2 separate regions of the Homo sapiens genome follow, and region 1 is linked to region 2. Evidence: chromatin contacts called from ENCODE Hi-C data. All regions are on one chromosome and are shown on one strand. Each heading gives the region's core, a stretch centred on a gene start or an enhancer-like site at or near the end of the contact. The rest is flanking DNA. Distances are from core to core; before and after follow the strand shown. Region 1 overlaps MYO7B (myosin VIIB). Region 2 holds the start of PROC (protein C, inactivator of coagulation factors Va and VIIIa).

Region 1 (6,641 bases), core at 1-2,500, 140 kb before region 2:
TCCTAATCCAACAGGACTGGTGTCTATAAAAAAGGAAGAGGCACCAGAGTGAGATGCATGCACGCTCTCTCTCTCTCCCTTTCTCTCTCTCTCTCTCTTTTTCTTTCTCCCTCTCCTCACCCCCAAGCACAGAAGAAAGGCCATGTGAAGATAAGATGAGAAGACAGCCATCTACCAGCCAGGAAGAGAGGCTTCACCAGACACCAACCCTAAAGGCACCTTGACCTTGGACTTCCAGCTTCCAGGACTGTGAGAACGCAAATGTCTGTGGTTTAGGCCATCCAGTCTGTGATACCTTGTTATGGCAGTCCAAGCCCCAGTGAAGTCAGACAGTCCGGCTGGGTTCTAATCTCTACTCTATATTACAGGAGTTATACGGCCTTGGGAAAGTCACTTAACTGCTCTGAACCTTAACTTTCTTATCTGTTGAAAGGGCCCGCTTCACAGGGCTGCTGTGAAGATGGAATGCCCTATGGCAGGGACCCCGCATAGTGTCCAGCACAGAGGGCACCACAGAGGGCTCAACAACCACATGGGCCCTCTGAAAGACTTATTCATTAAAAACATGACCACTCTGCACTTTGGGAGGCCGAGGCGGGTGGGCAGATCACCTGAGGTCAGGAGTTCGAGACAAGCTTGGCCAACGTGGTGAAACCCTGTCTCTACTAAAAATACAAAAATTAACTGGGCATGGTGGTGGGTGCCTGTAGTCCCAGCTACTCAGGAGGCTGAGGTGGGAGGATTGCTTGAACCTGGGAGGCCGAGGTTGCAGTGAGCCGAGATTGCGCACTCCAGCCTGGGTGACAGAGTAAGACTCTGTCTAAAAAAAAAAAAATTACTCTCCTCTCAAAGACTTACAATCTCTGAAGACAGAGCAGGCCTGCAATTGTAATTGTGAGTAATAGGGCCCCAAGAGGTGTTTTTCTAAACTCTGCTTGCAGTTAGTCGCATTCCCAGAGGGACATTTGGCGTTGATGCATCCCGTGGCATATTCCTTTGTGAAATGTTTGGCTTTGTCTTAAAACCACATCATGCTCCAAAGTGGAGCCACGCTCTCATGTTTGCAACTTAGTTACCAGAAGCGCTCACAACCTGACCTTTTAGACCATGTGTGTCCTTTCTCCAAACTAAAACAGCCTAAGCTCTATTCTGTAACTGAAAACAAGAAGCCAATCTTGGCTGTCCATTCTGTGAGTCAGATGCTGCCAGGCTTAGTGGCAGCACCAGGGGCCGCTGCGTAGTGAAGGTCCTCCTCGCAGCAGTGTGCTCCAGCAGCCAGGAACGATGTCCTGTGTGGCTTTGCACTCAGGAGGAGAACATTCGGGGCATTTTCTTATCAAAGAGCACTTCGCAGCACTGTCCTGCTCTCCTGGACTCTGTAGGGCATGGGGCAAGGGTGGAAATGTGGAGGGCAGGGAAGGATGCACAGGCTGGTTTGGGGCCTCTGCTCTCTGGGCTCACCAGCCTCTGAGCTCTCCACCCTGCACTCCCCGCCGCCAGGCTTCTCAAGGCCTGTCCCTGCCTCCCAGGGCAGGGCAGTTCCCCAGGGTCTGTTGATTTGACAGTAAATGCAAAACTCCTCTGCTTTCTTCCTGTGGAGGAGCCATCTCTTGGCCACCGGAACACAGGAATATTTGTTGAGTGAAGGGAACACGATGCAGAGTCCAAAGGGGTGATTCAGACCTGGGTTTCAGTCCTACCCATGCCCACAGTTCCCCAGTTCCCTGTTTTCTCTGGGGGAGCTCCCGGCAACTGCCGCAATGAGGCAACTGGGAAATCCCTTTGTTGGCTGGGCAAGGTGGCTCACACCCAGCACTTTGGGAGGCCAAGGCTAGTGGATTGCTTTGAGCTCAGGAATTCGAGACCAGCCTGGGCAACATGGCAAAACCCTCTCCCTACAAAAATACAAAAATTAGCTGGGTGTGGTGGCATGCACCTGTGGTCCCAGCTACTTGGGAGACTGAGGCTGGAAGATCGCTTGAACCCAGGAGGCAGAGGTCACCGTGAGCTGAGATCGTGCCACTGGACTCCAGCCTGGGTGACAGAGTGAGACCCTGTCTGAAAAAAAAAAAAAAGAAAAGAAAAGAAAAGAAAAGAAATCCCTTTATCAAGACAAAGGGACATGTTAAGCCCTACATGAAAGTGAGGGATAACTATACATAACTATACATGTATTGCCGAGGCCAGTGGCTGGCCAAACTTGTTTTCTTTAGATGCTAGAATCTGTCGTGTTTCCTAAACTCCCCTGTCTCTGGTATTTTCCTATAGGGTCTCATTGCCTTTCCTCTCTTTCCTTGGGAGCGATTCAACTTGGCCTTGAGTAACTTACACCAATAACCCCTAGATCAAATCATACAATTCTTACCAGCCTGAACCCCGACATCCTGAGTCAGCAGTTCCACAAGCCTGTATGGAGAGAGAAAGCAGAACGTCAGCTCCATACACAGCCCCAATAGGAGCCCCTGGAGCACAGGAGCTGGGCTTGTTCACCAACACTTCCCTAAGTGCCCGGCATGGGACCTGGCTCAAAAACAATGCTGAATAAATGGATGAATGAGTCACAGTCCTAGCCCAAGTGCAAGAGCTGTTCTCAGCTTCTTCATCCTATGTCACCTTTATTGAAGACGTATTTCATACCCAGTCCTGGGCTTGATACAGGGAGTAGGTGGTTCCCTGTCATCCAGAAGCCCCAATTTTAACTGGTCAGATATCCATGAAAACCAGTCACCGTCACACATCTTGGGAAGTGCTCAGGTAAGCAGCCACTGGAGCTATAGACACAACTTTAAGCCTCACAGCACTGCAGAATGTGCGTGTTCCCTCACTTTAGACATGGGACTCAATGCAGGAAATGCCACTCAGTTAATTAGTAGCACAGCTGGGAATCAAACCCGGATCTGCCTCCTTTCAAACCTGTCCTTAGCACCTGGTGGTTCTAGAGGGAGCAGGCAGCCAGGCCCAAGTAGGCAGCCAGGCCCAGCAGGAGGAGGAGCGGGGAGGAGCCCACTTGTCCCATTTAAAGGAGGAAACCCCGAGTTACCCTGACTGAGTGTTGGCAGCTTCCCCTCCCTGCGCTGAGCAGTGCAAGGTGGGTACCAGGTCTATTGCTAAGCTCTTTAGCCGTGACTTGTGGGATTTTGGTGCACGCATCACCAGCGAAATATACATGGAACCCAATTTGTAGTCTTTCATTCCTCACCCCCTTCCCTCCCTTTCCCCGAGTCCCCAAAGTCCATTGTATCATTCTTACACCTTTGCATCCTCATAGCTTAGCTCCCACTTATGAGTGAGAACATACGATGTTTGGTTTTCCATTCCCGAGTTACTTCACTTAGAATAAGAGTCTACAATCCCATCCAGGTTGCTGTGAAAGCCATTAATTCATTCCTTTTTATGGCTGAGTAGTATTCCATCATACATATGTATATCATATATATACGTCTATATCTCTATATATATGATACATAGATATCACAATTTCTTTATCCACTTGTTCACTGATAGGCATTTGGGCTGGTTCCACATTTTTGCAATTGTGAATCATGCTGCTATAAACATGTGCGTGCAAGTATCTTTTCGAATAGTGAGTTCTTTTCCCCTGGGTAGACACCCAGTAGTGGGATTGCTGCATCAAATGGAAGTTCTACTTTTAGTTCTTTAAGGAATCTCCACACTGTTTTGCATAGTGGCTGTACTAGTTTACATTCCCACCAGCAGTGTAGAAGCATTCCCTTTTCACTGCATCCATGCTAACATCTTTTATTTTTTGATTTTTTAATTATGGCCATTCTTGTAGGAGTAAGGTGGTATCACATTGCAGTTTTGATTTCTATTTCCCTGATCATTAGTGATGTTGAGCATTTTTTCATGTTTGTTGGCCATTTATATATCTTCTTTTGAGAATTGTCTATTCATAACCTTAGCCCACTTTTTGATGGGATTGTTTGGTTTTTTTTCTTACTAATTTGTTTGAGTTCCTTGTAGATTCTGGATATTAGTCCTTTGTCAGATGCATAGTTTGTGAAGATTTTCTCCCACTTTATGGGTTATCTGTTTGCTCTGCTGACTGTTCATTTTGCTGTGCAAAAGCTCTTTAGTTTAATTAAGTCCCACCTATTTATCTTTGTATTTGTTGCATTTGTTTTTTGGGCTCTTGGTCATGAAATCTTTGCCTAAGCCAATGTCTAGAAGGGATTTTCTGATGTTATAGTCTAGAATTTTTATAGTTTTAGGTCTTAGATTTAAGTCCTTGATCCATCTTGAGTTGATTTTTATATAAGGTGAGAGATGAGGATTCAGTTTCACTCTCCTACATGTGGCTTTTCAATTATCCCAGTACCATTTGTTGAATAGGGTGTTATTTCCCCACTTTACGTTTTTGTTTGCTTTGTTGAAGGTCAGTTGGCTGTAAGCAATTGGGTTTATTACTGGGTTCTCTATTTTGTTCCATTGGTCTATATGCCTATTTTTATACCAATACCACAAAAGGGGGAGAGTACTACATCAGGGGAACACCCCGTGGGACAAAAGAATCTGAATGGCAGCCTTGAGTCCCAGAACTTCCCTCTGACATAGCCTACCCAAATGAGAAGGAACCAGAAAAACAATTCTGGTAATATGACAAAATGAGGGTTTTTTTAAAACCCCCAAAAAATCACACTAGCTCACCAGCAATGGGTCCAAACCAAGAAGAAATCCCTGACTTACTTGAAAAAGAATTCAGAAGGTCAATTATTAAGCTAATCAAGGAGGCACCAGAGAAACGTAAAGTCCAATTTAAGAAAATCAAAAAAATGACACAAGAAATGAGGGGAGAAATCTTCATTGAAACAGACAGCATAAATAAAAAACAATTGCAACTTCAGGAAACAAGGGACACACTTAGAGAAATGCAAAATGTTCTGGAAAGTCTCAGCAATAGAATCAAACAAGCAGAAGAAAGAACTTCAGAGTTTGAAGACAAGCTCTGAATCAACCCAATTCAGAATTAACTCAATTCAACAAAGACAAAGAAAAAAGATTTTTAAAAAATGAACAAAGCCTCCAAGAAGTTTGGGATTATGTAAAACAACCAAACCTAAGAATAATTTGCATTCCTGAGGAAGATGAGAAATCTAAAAGTTTGGAACACATTTTTTGGGGAAGAATCAAGGAAAACCTTCCTGGCCTTGCTAGAGATCTAGACATCCAAATACAAGAAAGAACACCTGGGAAATTCATCACATAAAGATCATCACCTAGGCACATTGTCATCAGGTTATCTAAAGTCAAGACAAAGGAAAGAATCTTAAGAGCTGTGAGGCAAAAGCACCAGGTAACCTATAAAGGAAAACCTATCAGATTAATAGCAGATTTCTCAGCAGAAACTCTATAAGCTAGAAGGGATTGGGACCCTATCTTCAGCCTCCTTAAACAAAACAATTATCAGCCAAGAATTTTGTATCCAGCAAAACTAAGCTTCATAGATGAAAGAAAGATCCAGTCTTTTTCAGACAAACAAATGCTGAGAGAATTTGCCACTACCAAGCCAGCACTGCAAGAACTGCTAAAAGGAGTTCTAAATCTTGAAACAAATCCTGGAAACACATCAAAACAGATCCTCTTTAAAGCATGAATCTCATAGGACCTATAAAACAAAAAAGCAATTAAAAGGTATACAGGCAACAAATAGCATAATGAATGGAATAATACCTCACATTTCAATACTAATGTTGAATGTAAATGGCCTAAATGTGCCACTTAAAAGATACAGAATGGCAGAATGGATAAGAATTCACCAACCAAGCATCTGCTGCCTTCAAGAAAATCACCTAACACAAAAGGACTCACATAAACTTAAAGGGGTGGAAAAAGACATTCTGTGCAAATGGACACCAAACGTGAGTAGGAGTAGTTATTCTTATATCAGACAAAACAAGCTTTAAAGCAACAGCAGTTAAAGAAGACAAAGAGGGATATTATATAATCATAAAAGGCCTTGTCCAACAGGAAAATATCACAATCCTAAATATACATGCACCTAACACTGGAGCTTCCAAATTTATAAAACAATTACTACTAGACCTAAGAAATGAGATAGCAGCAACACAATTAATAGCCGGGGACTTCAATACTCCACTGGCAGCACTAGGCAGGTCCTCAAGACAGAAGTCAACAAAAAAACAATGGATTTAAACTATACCCTGGAATGAATGGACTTAACAGATATTTACAGAACATTCTACCCCACAACCACAGAATGTACATTCTATTCCTCAGTGCATGGAACTTTCTCCAAGATAGACCATACGATAAGCCACAAAACAAGTCTCAATAAATTTAAGAAAATTGAAATTATATCAAGTACTCTCTCAGACCACAGTGGAATAAACCTGGAAGTCAGCTCCAAAAGGAACCTCCAAAACCATGCAAATACATGGAAATGAAATAACTAGCTCCTGAATGATCATTGGGTCAACAATGAAATCAAGATGGAAATTTAAAAATGCTTCAAACTGAACGATAATAGTTACACAATCTGTCAAAACCTCTGGGATACAGCAAAGGCAATGCTAAGAGGAAAGTTTATAGCCTTAAATGCCTACATCAAAAAATCTGAAAGAGCACAAATAGGCAATCTAAGGAAGGTCACATCTCAAGGA
Region 2 (6,367 bases), core at 68-2,567:
ACGTGGGGCTGAGCTCACACTGCCTGCCTAGAAAGCAGCTCCAGAATGCAGTGGAGAGGGTGCCAGGATGTTTGTGTCCTCCCTGGGGACAGTGGGGTGGCTGCCTCTGCCGGTCTGATGACTGGGCTGAGAATATTAGCTAACGTTGATTGGACACTCATGGTGTCTTTCAAACAATTTTTACAGGATTCACAGGGCAGGCCATGAAGCCAGACTGCACGGTGCAAATTCCAGCTCCAGCACTTACTGGAGGGCAATGTTGGGCAAGATGCTTAACTGCTCCATGCCTCAGTTTCCTCATTTGTAAAATGGATGGAATAACGTGGTGTATCTGTGCCTTAAAGGGTGTTGTGAGAATTAAAGGAGTTAGTCCACATAAAGCTCTCAAAACAGGCTTTGCACATAGCTCATGCTCAGTAAACATGAGATATTATGACTTCAGTTAAGGCTCACAACCACCCAAGAGGTAGTTATTAATGCTGTCAACCCCATTTCATAGAGGGGGAAACTGAGACTCGGAGGAGTTAAGTGGTTTATTAAAAATCCAACCCTTGCTGGTCTCCGTTGATTGCACAGGGAAGTCACCAACCCAGGGGATCGATCAGATTCTGTCCCCCATCCTCCAGGAGTAGGGTCTCACACCATCAGTACACTGCAGGCACCAGACTCGGAAGACTGAGGCAAGGTCCTGGGTCTCCATGTTTACATCCATGCATTACTCGCAGAGCCAGGACTCAAGGCCAGGCCTGTGTGGTTTTAGGCCTGGAAATTCAACCCCTGCCCCAAACCACCAGGTGCTCCAAAAGGCCACAGAGATAGCCCTGGTGGCCAGAGATCAAGGAACCCTCCCCAGTGGATAGGCCACGTGGCCCTCTGCACACCCTACCGGACCCTGCTCTCCATTCTTGCCGACTCCCTCTGAGGCCACTTCTGAGATTTGTTCAAATCCGACACCCCCAAAGGTGGAAGTGGGGTGGGGAGAATGGAGGGTCCTGGGCTCCAAACTGTCTGTTGGAATGGCCCTGGGCCCTGGGGACCCTTGGCCTGGAAAGAGGGAGGCGCATGGCAAAGGGACCTGAGACTGTGGCTGCCAGGCCTGGCCTGTGGAGGGCCTTGTGTCCTTTCACCCCAAGCTCAGGCTTGTTGAGCACCCTGGCTGGAGGATTCAGCCCTCATCACCACCTAGCTCTCTTCTCCCGGGGGCAGCCCTCCCTCCACACCCCTCATAGACCTGCCTGGAGGGGGACTCACAGGGGCGGGTCGTGGAGATACTGCAAGTTCGCCGTCCTGCCGCCATGACAGCCTGGAGTTCGAGTTAATCCATAACCACAAATATTTGCTTGGCCCTCAGCACTGAGGCCTCCCTCTCCATAGACAAACAGTGGCACTAGCACTCCTGGTCCTAGCTCAGCACGGCTTGTTCTGCCCGAAGCCCACCTCTGCCCACCAAGGATGCCGTCCAGCAGGGAGGGAGGTGAGGGCAAAACCCTTGACAGATGTGGTCTCATTTTAGCCCCATAGTGGCTGGCTGAGGGAGGAACGTTGTCCCTGTTTTTCAGATGGGGACATTTTTGCCCAGAGATATTATAGTTTGCCCAAGATCAGCACAACAGGTAATATTCCATATTTCGTCAAATCTAAAATACCATTAATTATAAGACACATGTATTTATGTGCCACCATACAAGAAAAAAGACGCTGTCCCAATGACATGCCATCCCAATTTCTGATACATAAAATCATGAGAAGATGCTCCTTTTTGGGTCCCCAGTGCATAGGTGCTGGGCACTGGGCTCCACCCTCACCTCCAATTGCTCACAAATCACCCCCAATCCCCACCCCCAACACACACACACAATGGCACATAGCATCCCTCTAACCTCTATTTTTCAGGTAAGGACACTCAAGTTTTGTGTTACTCGCCCAGATTCACTGAGCTGGTAGTTGGCAGATTTAATTTGAACTCAGGTCTTGCTGCTTCCATTTGGCCCCTTTTGTGGACCAGTAAGAAAAATGAACGGGATTCCAGAAAGGCTGCAGCAATTTCCTGGCCGGGGTGCCAGAAGGGAGAAGGGCAGAAATAAAGGGTCCAGCTCAGCACCTTTGCCTGTGTCCTGCAGTCTATCAGCATTTATTAAGCGTCTTCCTGCTCCGAACCGGGCTGCACCAGAGATGCCCCCCTTTCCTCCCTGCCCTACCTGTTCCTGGGAAGACTTGCCCACGTTCCTTCTCCAAGTCTGCACCTCTAAACGGGGCATGTGACCCTGCCTCGCTGGCTTCCATTGATTGCACAGGGAAGTCACCAACCCAGGGGATTGATCAGAGGAGTAGGGTCTCACACTGTCAGTACACCATAAGTACCAGACTCGGAAGATTGAGGCCAGGTCCTGGGCATCCATGTTTACGCTTAAAGCAGAGGAAGCTGATGAGAAGGAAGATGCAGGTGTGCAGAGGGGGACTGAGGCCACGGACACCTAGAGAGTCCCAGGGAGCAGCGGAAGGAGGCCCCTGCCTCCTTATGATTGGTGGCACATCCTGGCTTCGGGTGCAGGAGGGTCCCCATGCCCTCCTAAAACCCTATTCCTCCTGAAGTTTCTTTAAATTGGCTGGAACAGCTTGTGTTGATTGTAACCAGATGCCTCCTGCTGAGGCACCACACCATGCTGGGCTGTGGTGGTACCAGGCCCTCCTAGAGGAACAGGGTAAAACTCTAACACTCTAACAAGTCAGGCCCACCTTGCCCAGGGGCAGGTACACATAGGAAATGCTTACAGAATTCAGAGGAGAGGGCAATCAGTACAAGCTGGCATAGCCAGGGGAGGCTGCCTGTAGGAGGTGACACTTCAGCTGGACATCAAAGAGCAGACAGGAGGAAAGACATCCCCCCCAACCCCACCCCAGGTTGGGAGACAGTGGGGAGACACAGAACACAAGCAGTCAGGAGGTGCTAGGAGGGGTGGAGGTGGAGAGGAGGTGGAGGGTGAGGCAATGGATTTTGAAATCGAGACTATGAGAAGTGGAGAACCAGGAGCTGTTTGTGACAGGCTGTGGCAGCTGCCTAGAAAAGCAGAGACAAGCTTCTGGGAACTCAGACAGGAAGCATGAAGACCCCATGCACAACCACAGAAGGCACCAGCTTGTATGTCCCTGTTTGCTTCAGGCGTCGCCCCCGCAAGTCTGCAGAGATCACTGCCCTCTGCTTTGCCTTCCAGGTGCAAGATGTTGTGGGTATTCTTTTGGCGCCGCTTCCCTTCCCCACCAACTTCTCGCCCTCTACTCCTCCCCACCCCAGCACAGGCAGCCGCTCCAGGGCAAGTCTATGCAGGCTCCACACACTGATTCTGACCTGCATAAATGGACTCTGCCCGGGGCACCCATGTCCAAACCAGCCCAGGTGCCCAAAGCACCGGCACCGGTACGAGCCAGGGCGGCTGCAATGCTCCCAAGTGCCCAGTGCTGGGGGTTGGGGGTGCCACGGCTTGGCAGGCTGCCCAGAGGGCGGAAGGGTCCTCTGCAGAGCTCTGCACGCCTGTCGGCCGACGGGGACTCTGCACGGCGGGCTGCGTCACGGCCGCCTCATCGGCTGGCAGCGCAGGAAACCCCGTCACCTTCTCGAGGTAGGGACAGTCCTGCCGCCAGCCGTTCCTGCGATCCCAGGGTCTCTGCAGTTACACCTGGTTCCAGCCGGGGGCGCCGCGCCGCACCGCTCCTGCGGAGGAGCCAGGCGCCCTTCACAGGCGCGGCCTCACCCGCTTTACTTGTCAGGTGTGAGTCGCCCCACGTGCACCCGAACGCGGTCAGGTCCACCCAGGAAGCCGGAGCAGGACTTTGGGCAGCGAGCTCGCTGTGAGTTAGAGAGCAGAGGGACACCTGTGGCTAAGGAATTCGCTGCATGGATGAAGACCCAAGCAAAGGAGCTAGAACCAAATGTGTGTGGGGCAAGGCCAGCCACAACTACCGGAGCAGGCGGGGTTCCAAAGCCCTCAGCTCTGGAGTCACGTTCCCACGGCCTTAAACCTCCGCTAGCCTTTTTCTGACAGGGGGATTTAACTTCCCTGTGTCTCAATGTCCACATTTGTAAAATGGGGTCAGCGTCCGTCTCAGGTGACTGTTATAAGGGTCACGTTAAATCTTTTATTAATTTTTTAATTAAAAAAGTTTTGAAACAGGGTCTCTCTGGCTCTGTCACCCAGGCTGGAGTGCAGTGGCGGGATCACAGCTCTCTGCGGCCTAGATCTCCTGGGCTCAAGCGATTCTTCTGTTTCAGCCACCTCAGTAGCTGGGATCACAGGCCCGTGCCACCACGCCCAGCTGATTTTTAAAAATTTTTAGGAGAGAGGAGGTCTTGCTGTGTTGCTCTAGAACTCCTGACCTCAAGTGATCCTCCCTCCTCAGCCTGCCAAAGTGCTGAGATTACAGGCGGGAGCCACTGTGCCTGGCCTTATTTTTAAGTATTTTATACAAAGTGGACATGGCCTGGGACTTAACAGGACTTCCCACAGGCCTGGGAAGGTCAGGGAGGGGCCGACTAGGAGGGGAAGGGGTCAAGGACAGCTGCTGCTGTGTGGAAGCTCAGACTGCACAGATCCGTTGTACAGATTAGGGCTGATCATTCAGTCAGCCCTAACCTGTACAACACTCCCCACCCCTTGCGTTTTGGCCCTGGCTCTGCCAATAGATGCCAGAAACCCAACTTGAGCTCACTCTGCTGAACAGTGATGAGAGATGGGCTGGTGGTCAGGGCTGACGGGACTAAGGTTCCTTCTCACCCCATGCCACTCCCCTGTGTGGGCATTGCCCATTCTCCATTCTCTCTGCAGGGACGCTGTGCTGCTCAGCCCACCCCAGGCAGGGCAGGGAGGACAGACACTAGAGAGGCTCCCGGGAGCTCCCTGGTAAGAAGTGGAGTGGGATGGATGCAGTCCAACGTCTCTCTCTTTTGTTGTTGTCAGGTTATTGTGGTATAATTTACACACAGGGAAACTCACACTTTAAAAATGTACAGTTCTGCTTGTTTTGACAAATGTATGTTATAGTGCATCCACCACCACATCATGATATACACATTTTCATCACCCTCAGAAATTCTGTGTTCCACCCCAACTCTTGGCAACCACTGATTGGATTTCTATCTCTATAATCTGCATTTTCTAGAATAGCATATAAAGGGAATCCTACAGCACATATATATATTTTTTTGAGTTGGTGTCTTGCTCTCTTGCCCAGGCTGGAGTGCAGTGGTGTGATCTCAGCTCGCTGCAATCTCCACCTCCTGGGTTCAAGTGATTCTCCTGCCTCAGCCTCCTGAGTAGCTGGAATTACAGGCACACGCCACCACACCTGCCTAATTTTTGTATTTTTTAGTTTCACCATGTTGGCCAGGCTAGTCTTGAATTCCTGACCGCAAGTGATCCGCCCACCTCAGCCTCCCAAAGTGCTGGGATTATAGGCGTGAGCCACCGTGCCCAACCAGTACATAGCTTTTTAAGACTACCTTCTTTCACTCAGCATAAAGCTTTTGAGATTTATTCATGTGGAATTCTATATCAGTACTTTATTTCTTTTTATTGCTGACTGGGCTCCATTATATAGATGTGCCACAATCTGTTATCCATTTGCCAGTTCTTGGCTATCATTAAATTAAGCTGCTAGAACATTTATGTATAGGTCCTTGTGTGGGCATATGTTTTCATTTCTCTTGGGTAATATCTAGGAATAAGATTGCTGAGTCATGTGGTGAGTACGTGTTTACTTTTGGGAAAAAAAAATAAAGTCAAACTTTTCCAGAGTGGTGGTGGCATTTTGCATTCCCACCAAGCAATGTCTGAGTGTTCCTGTTGCTCTGCATCCTCACCAGCATTTGGTGTTGTCGGTTGTTTTTTAATTTTAATTTTCAATTTTTAGCCTTCTTAATAGATGTGTAGTGGTATCTCATTGTAGCTTTAATTTTCATTTCCCTCTTCTCTGGTGATTTTGAGCATCTTTTCCTGTGCTAATTTGCTATTTATATCTTCTTTGGTGAAGTGCCAGTTTAAGTCTTTGGGCTGTTTTTTGTTTGTTTCTTTGTTTTTGAGGGTTTTTTAAATTGAGTTTTTAGAATTTGTATGTATCCTAGTAACAAGCCCTTTGTCAGCTAAGTATTTTGCAAAAATTTCCTCTCAGTCTGTGACTTGTCTTTTATACTTAACAGTGTCTTTTAATGAACAGATGTTTGTAATTTTGATGAAGTCCAATTATCAACATTTTCTTTTATGATTCGTGCTTTTGTGTCCTACCAAAGAACACTGCCTTATTCAAGGTCACAAAGGCTTTCTCTTATGTTTTCTTCTAGAAGCTTTATGGTTTTTCACTCTTACATTTACATCTC

What was found. A loop is a pair of places that touch in the nucleus more often than their neighbours do. Pooled maps may share reads with other maps.
Region 1: a loop to region 2 is called in a map of aorta, with 2.0 times the contacts of the local background. The contact joins the enhancer-like site here to the promoter of PROC in region 2. A Hi-C loop is called at or near these places in 1 of 168 maps with a recorded cell type or tissue (aorta), 2 of 37 single-sample maps with no recorded cell type and 9 of 50 pooled maps.

What each region holds. Positions count from the first base shown.
Region 1 is chr2:127,555,465-127,562,105 of GRCh38, reverse strand. MYO7B (myosin VIIB) reads right to left here. Exons shown (of 48, transcript NM_001393586.1): 2 at 2,366-2,406. The coding sequence starts at 2,383. LOC105373609 (a long non-coding RNA gene) reads left to right here. Exons shown (of 3, transcript NR_132317.1): 3 at 128-2,061. Among named protein-coding and RNA genes, the nearest start is that of MYO7B, 23 kb to the right of the region's middle. Within about 2 kb of position 1,250, at least 2 of the 41 ENCODE cell types and tissues checked have a DNase peak (open chromatin) inside an H3K27ac peak, as active enhancers do.
Region 2 is chr2:127,413,377-127,419,743 of GRCh38, reverse strand. PROC (protein C, inactivator of coagulation factors Va and VIIIa) reads right to left here and starts at 1,317. Exons shown (of 9, transcript NM_000312.4): 1 at 1,252-1,317. RefSeq lists enhancers at 3,154-3,213, 3,594-4,356.